2 separate regions of the Homo sapiens genome follow, and region 2 is linked to region 1. Evidence: read pairs that join two places in POLR2A ChIA-PET (ENCODE). Cell type or tissue: PC-3. All regions are shown on one strand. Each heading gives the region's core, and the rest is flanking DNA. Links, peaks and the distances in the headings are about the cores only. Region 1 overlaps SLC25A26 (solute carrier family 25 member 26). Region 2 has its middle 41 kb from the start of KBTBD8.

Region 1 (2,917 bases), core at 152-2,651:
TTATAGTTGGGTTGTTCCTTATCTTTCCAGATAGCGTGTAAATCCTCTTGAAAACAGCCACTGGGTTTTTACCTCCTTGTAGGATGCCCAGGCTCTAGCATAATATCTTCTACACAGTGAGCACTCAGTGAATACTTGTCGTTTTTCACTGCTTTAAGTTTGACTTATTTTTGTTCAGATGCTGCCTGACGTCATGATCATTTCAGAAAGGTGAGGGAGCTCTAAGGGGGCTTGGAGTTATGTAGGGTAGTGAATCAGGCTTTTGATATACTACATTACTATGATCTTTGCATGAGACAGGTGATGAAATACCAAAGCGTATATACTTTTCTAAGATTTCAGTCTTCTTAAACCTTGAAAAAGTAGTTTTTATAAGTCTGGTTTTATTGGAAAAGCAGTAAGTGCTATAATTATTCATTTACTTTCTTCATCTTAGCACTTCTACTGAAAAGGAAAAAAAATGATTCAAAATCTTTCCAAACTTCTAATGTGAAATTGTTTTTCAGTTAAAATCCAATGCAAACATATTGAACCCTATTTTAATCCTACATAATTCATTTTATTAACTATGACCAAATAGAACATCTGTTAAAATTCCATAATGCTAGCTTCATGGGAAAAGAAAAAAATCCCTGTTTGCTCTTGGAAGTTGTCCATTGTTTTATTATTCAGGCTTTCAGTAAATGTGTAATGAGACATTCTTTTTGATGGAAATATTAAACAAATGAAAATGAAATTTCCTCTTTTATCATAGAGGTTTATAAAATGAGTCACTTAATTGCATTTACATTATTATAACTTTACCGTAGAGATGTTCTATGAAGAATGAATGCTGGTTCATTTGATTCATTCTTTAATTCAAGAACCTAAAATTATTACTCCTCAAACCTGGACTTTAGCCTTTAGTTTTTCATCATCTCTTAAATAAGCAAATATTTTTAGGAAGAACAATTGAGTAAAATTATCTTAATGTGGAAGTATTACTCTAGCCCTTCAGTGCATAGTTTCTCATGTTTCGTTTACATGAAACCAGCTGCTATTTACTTTTTTCATTCCTTGGACAAATTTCATTTACGCTGTGAAGTGACTTGAAAATGCTACATATTTCCATTGTTGCATGTTGGCCATGTTGTCCTGAAGGGGCACCAGTTCCTGTGTGTATGGTTTATGGGATGTAAATGCAATAATATGATGCTTCACTGTAAACACATTGGAAGCTATTGGATACAGGTGGAAATTATCTGTTAATTCTTTATTTAAACGTTGTGACCATAAACCATAGTGTTGAAGTAGCTCTTTGTTGTTGTTCCTTTGTGGTTTTCATCCCATGTGAAATGTCATCTTTCTTCGTCTTCGTGAGTCCATTTGGATTGCATTTAGGCTTCAAATAACAGAAAATTTGACTACAATGGTTTCACCAAAAAAGTTTTCTGTTTTTCCCTTTTGTAACAAGAAATCTGAAGATGATCATTCTAAGGCTGGTGTACTGGTTAGATGAGGGCAAGGAGAATCCAGTCTCTTTCATTTTGCCTGGCTAACTTTAATGCTCTGGCTAATTGACTCATGGTCACAAAATGGCTGTTCTGCTTTCAGGCATCATAGTTCTATTCCAGAACTATGAAGAAGGGGAAGGGCATGAGGCAGTACTAACTTTATCTGTCCTTTTGTTTATCTCGAAAACAAAAACTTTCCTGGGACAGATGGTATCTCAGGGCCTTTATGAGTTGCGTGGGGATTGGGAAGTTGAGTATGTAGCTTTTCACTGTAGTAGATGAAGTCAGGCAAAGGGTGGACTGGGGGCAGTGGTACTACCGTTACTGAGTCACCCCATAGGATCTGCCGTATTCTGTCCCTTCAAACCCTTCCAGCTAAAGTTTCATCTCTTCAGAAAGAAGACCATTTCATACATCTCTAGCTTCAGCCCACATGTGGGCATCCATCGTTGTTAAGATCCATGAGTAATTGTCTGTACCACTATTTTTTTTTTTGGTCATTCTCCTCTGTAAATGGAAATGTCTGTTCGTTTTCTTTTTCTGCCACCTTTGTTCTTTTGGGCACTAGTGTAGAAACTCATCTTTAAAAATTATTTGGTGGTCTCACTGAAATTGAAGACATGAATTTACTTCTGATTTATTTACTTTTATATGTAGTTTTGATTTTAAAGTTAAAATCTGAGAATACTTCTTATATTGATATATTCATATGTAAACACCTAAAAAATGTGTGTCATTTTAGATGGAAATAAACTGTTTACATTTACCAAGTACTTAAAATGTTCCAGTCACTGTGCTAAGTTGTTTACATACATTATTTCACATAATCCTCACAGCAGCCCAAAATGCGATCCCTACTTGACAGAAACTAAAGCTTGGTAAGTTTGTGGTTGGCCCAGGGTCTCATACCAGTAAGGGAGAGATCAGAGGACTCCAGAATCCATGAACTTAACCTTTATGGTGAGCTGTGTATTTTACATTTTATAAACAGATAAATTTTTTCTGGGGAGGAAAATATGTATTTAAAATGAGTAATCCATATTTATATCTGTAGTCTTTAAGCCTTTAGATAGGCGTTAGTGCCAGGAGTTTGGGGAAACTGGAAGTCTACATGATATTAAAAATAAATTAATTAGAGGAAATAAGCAAGTGTAAGGAATCTGTGTTGATGGAAGTGTTCATGAAGAACTGTGGCTTGTAAGTGCATATTATCACGTTTGCGTGATTTTCCTTTATCTAGGTGTTAGTTTACATGCCCCTTCTCTGAGGGACCTCCTGTGATCACTCCAGCTAAAATAGACCTACCCCATCCCTGATCACTCACCTGTTACCTTTGCATGCACTGATGTTTGAAATTACCTTCATTTCTTGTTCAAAAATTAATTACTGCTGCAAACAGGGACAATTTGACTTCCTCTCTTCCT
Region 2 (2,917 bases), core at 149-2,648, 770 kb after region 1:
TTTAAATGTCATTTGTAGGGACCAGTTAGTTGATAAACCATGTTTGATTCATATAATGGAATGCTATGCTGCTATCAAAAAAAAAATGAGAGTTTCGTATGTATTGACATAGGAAGAACTCCTAGATATGTTATGGAGTGAAAACAGCAAAGTGTAAAATATTGTCTTAGTATGCCACCTTGTGTATAAAAAGGAGGACATTAAGAATACATATTTATAGTTGCTTGTATATGTCACGTGCGTCTGTGTGAAGAGACCATCAAACAGGCTTTCTGTGAGCAATAAAGCTTTCTAATCACCTGGGTGCAGGCGGGCTGAGTCTGAAAAGAGAGTCAGCAAAGGGAGATAGGGTTGGGGCCATTTTATAGGATTTGGGTGGGTAATGGAAAATTACAGTCAAAGAAGGTTTTTCTCTTTCAGGCAGGGGCGAGGGTCACAAGGTGATCAGTGGGGGAGCTTCTGAGCCAGAAGAAGGAATTTCACAAGAATAATCGCTCAGTTAAGTTGGGGCAAAAATAAATCACAATGGTGGAATGTCATGAGATAAGGCAGGAACTGGCAATTTTCACTTCTTTTATGATTCTTCACTTGCTTCAGGCCATCTGGATGTATATGTGCAGGTCACAGGGGATACGATGGCTGAGCTTGGGCTCAGAGGCCTGACATTCCTGTCTTCTTATATTAATAAGAAAAATAACATAAAATAGTATTGAAGTGTTGGGGCAGTGAAAATTTTTGGGGGGTGGTATAGAGAGAGAAAGGGTGATGTTTCTCAGGGTTGCTTCAAGCGGGATTAGGGGCGACATGGGAACCTAGAGTGGGAGAGATTAAGCTGAAGGAAGATTTTGTGGTAAGGGGTGATATTGTGGGGTTATTAGAAGGAGCATTTGTCATTTAGAATGATTGGTGATGGCCTGGATACAGTTTTGGATGAATTGAGAGACTAAATGAAAGACACAAGGTCTGAATAAGAGAAGGAGAAAAACAGGTATTAAAGGACTAAGAATTGAGAGGACCCAGGACACCCAATTAGAGAGTGCCCAAGGGGGTTCAGTGTAATTACTTGCTTGGTTGGCAAGTTTTTGGGCTCTATCCTTGAGTTTTTTTTATGTTGTCATATACCAGGCCAGACTGATTTAGGTAAAACAACACTTTTCATTTAAAAATCTACAGAGTCCCCTTTTTTTAGCAGTGAGTAAGTTGAGGCTTTGGCGATTTTGGAGGAAAGAGAAATGCAAAGCCAGCAATTGTTTTTTAAAGAAGGATTAGAAACAGCTAGGAGACAGTGAGTGAGATTGATAGTGTGGTGGAGACAGCTGGGGAGAGGTAGAGGGTGGCATAAGAATGGGAATGAGAATAAGAGTGAGTATAAAAGTAAAGAATAGGACTTCATTGGATGAAAGTATTGGAGTGTACCCTGTCAGCAAAGATCATCTATCCACTTTAAGAGTGGCAGTTTAGGAATAGCACCAGGCGATATTAGCTGTGATGGCTTGGAGAAACAGTGTAAACAGGCAGTGTAAACAAGAGCAGGACATTTATGAGTAGTTGAGAACAGTGAATAGGAGTATGACTAGACAGAAGACAGTAGGGATGACAAGTTTTTGGGGTGCAGTCCAAGTTGGGCTGGTGTCTGGAATGAGACTGGGGCCTAAAAAAGAGGAGTGTCCATACAGGAGCTCAAATGCGCTGTACCCTCGTAGCATCCTGAGGGCAGACCCAAGTTCTGAGAAGGGCAAGTGGTAAAAGTATTGTCCAGTCCTTTCTAAGTTGGAAACTGAACTTGGTGAGGTGTGTTTTTAAAAGACCATTAGTCCATTTTACCTTTCCTGAAGACTGAGGACCGTAAGGGGTCTGAAGGTTCCACTGAATACCAAGAGCCTGAAAAACTGCTTGGGTGATTTGACTAGTAAAGGCCTGTCCGTTATTGGACTGTATAGAGGTGGGAAGGCCAAACTGAGGAATTATTTCTGACAGAAGGGAAGAAATGACCGTGGTGGCCTTCTCAGACCCTGTGGGAAAGGCCTCTACCCATCCAGTGAAAGTTTCTACCCAGACCAAGAGGCATTTTAGTTTCCTGACTCAGGGCATGTGAGTAAAATTAATTTGCCAGTCCTAGGCAGGGGCAAATCCCTGAGCTTGATGTATAGGGAAGGGAGGGGGCCTGAACAATCCCCGAGGAGGAGTAGAATAGCAGATGGAACACTGAGAAGTGATTTCCTTGAGGATAGATTTCCACGATGGAAAGGAAATGAGAGGTTCTAAGAGATGGGCTAGTGGCTTGTAACCTACATGGAAGAGGCTATGAAATGACAACAGAATAGAATGGGCCTGTGAGGCTGGAAGGAGATATTTTCCTTGGTCTAAGAACTATTTGCCTTGTATGGGAAGAGATTGATAGGTGGAAGTTTCAGTGGGGGAGTAGGTGGGAGTGACTGATGAGAAGGAGAAAAACTGGTCGTGAGGGACAGAAGTTGGAAAGCTAGCTGCTTCTTTAGCTACCTTATCAGCATAAGTATTGCCCTGAGCAATGGGATCTGATGCCTTTTGATGGCTCTTCCAGTGAATGACTCCAACTTCCTTTGGAAGTAAAGCAGCCTTGAGAAGAGTTTTTATTAAAGAGGCATTGATGATGGAGGACCCTTGCATAGTGAGGAAACCTCTTTCTGCCTATATAACAGCATGGTGGTGCAGGATATGGAAGGCATATTTAGGGTCAGTATAAATATTGATGTGTAGTCCTTTTGCAAGAGTGAGGGCTCAAGTTAAGGCAATGAGTTCGGCTTGTTGAGAGGTAGTGGAGGGGTCAGAAAGTATATGTGTCAGATGTGAGGAAGAAAATAGATTTTGGAAGTTATGAGAACTGTAGAGAGTGAGTTGAGCATAGTTTGTGATTTTGAGGGCCTCTAAAAGTATT

Evidence for each region. Peaks named below come from ENCODE experiments on the same cell type or tissue, not always from the same donor. Only the 100,000 strongest peaks of a DNase experiment are listed, where the experiment ranks them.
Region 2: POLR2A ChIA-PET joins it to region 1 with 5 read pairs; 2 of 35 experiments call an interaction of 5 or more read pairs at or near these places.

The regions. Positions count from the first base shown.
Region 1 is chr3:66,269,850-66,272,766 of GRCh38, forward strand. All of the region lies in intron 5 of SLC25A26 (solute carrier family 25 member 26), which reads left to right. Among named protein-coding and RNA genes, the nearest start is that of SLC25A26, 50 kb to the left of the region's middle. In PC-3, for the core only: no CTCF peak of the experiment used is centred there; no DNase peak of the experiment used is centred there; H3K27ac peaks cover 1,241 bases.
Region 2 is chr3:67,037,631-67,040,547 of GRCh38, forward strand. No RefSeq gene overlaps it. Among named protein-coding and RNA genes, the nearest start is that of KBTBD8, 41 kb to the left of the region's middle. In PC-3, for the core only: no CTCF peak of the experiment used is centred there; no DNase peak of the experiment used is centred there.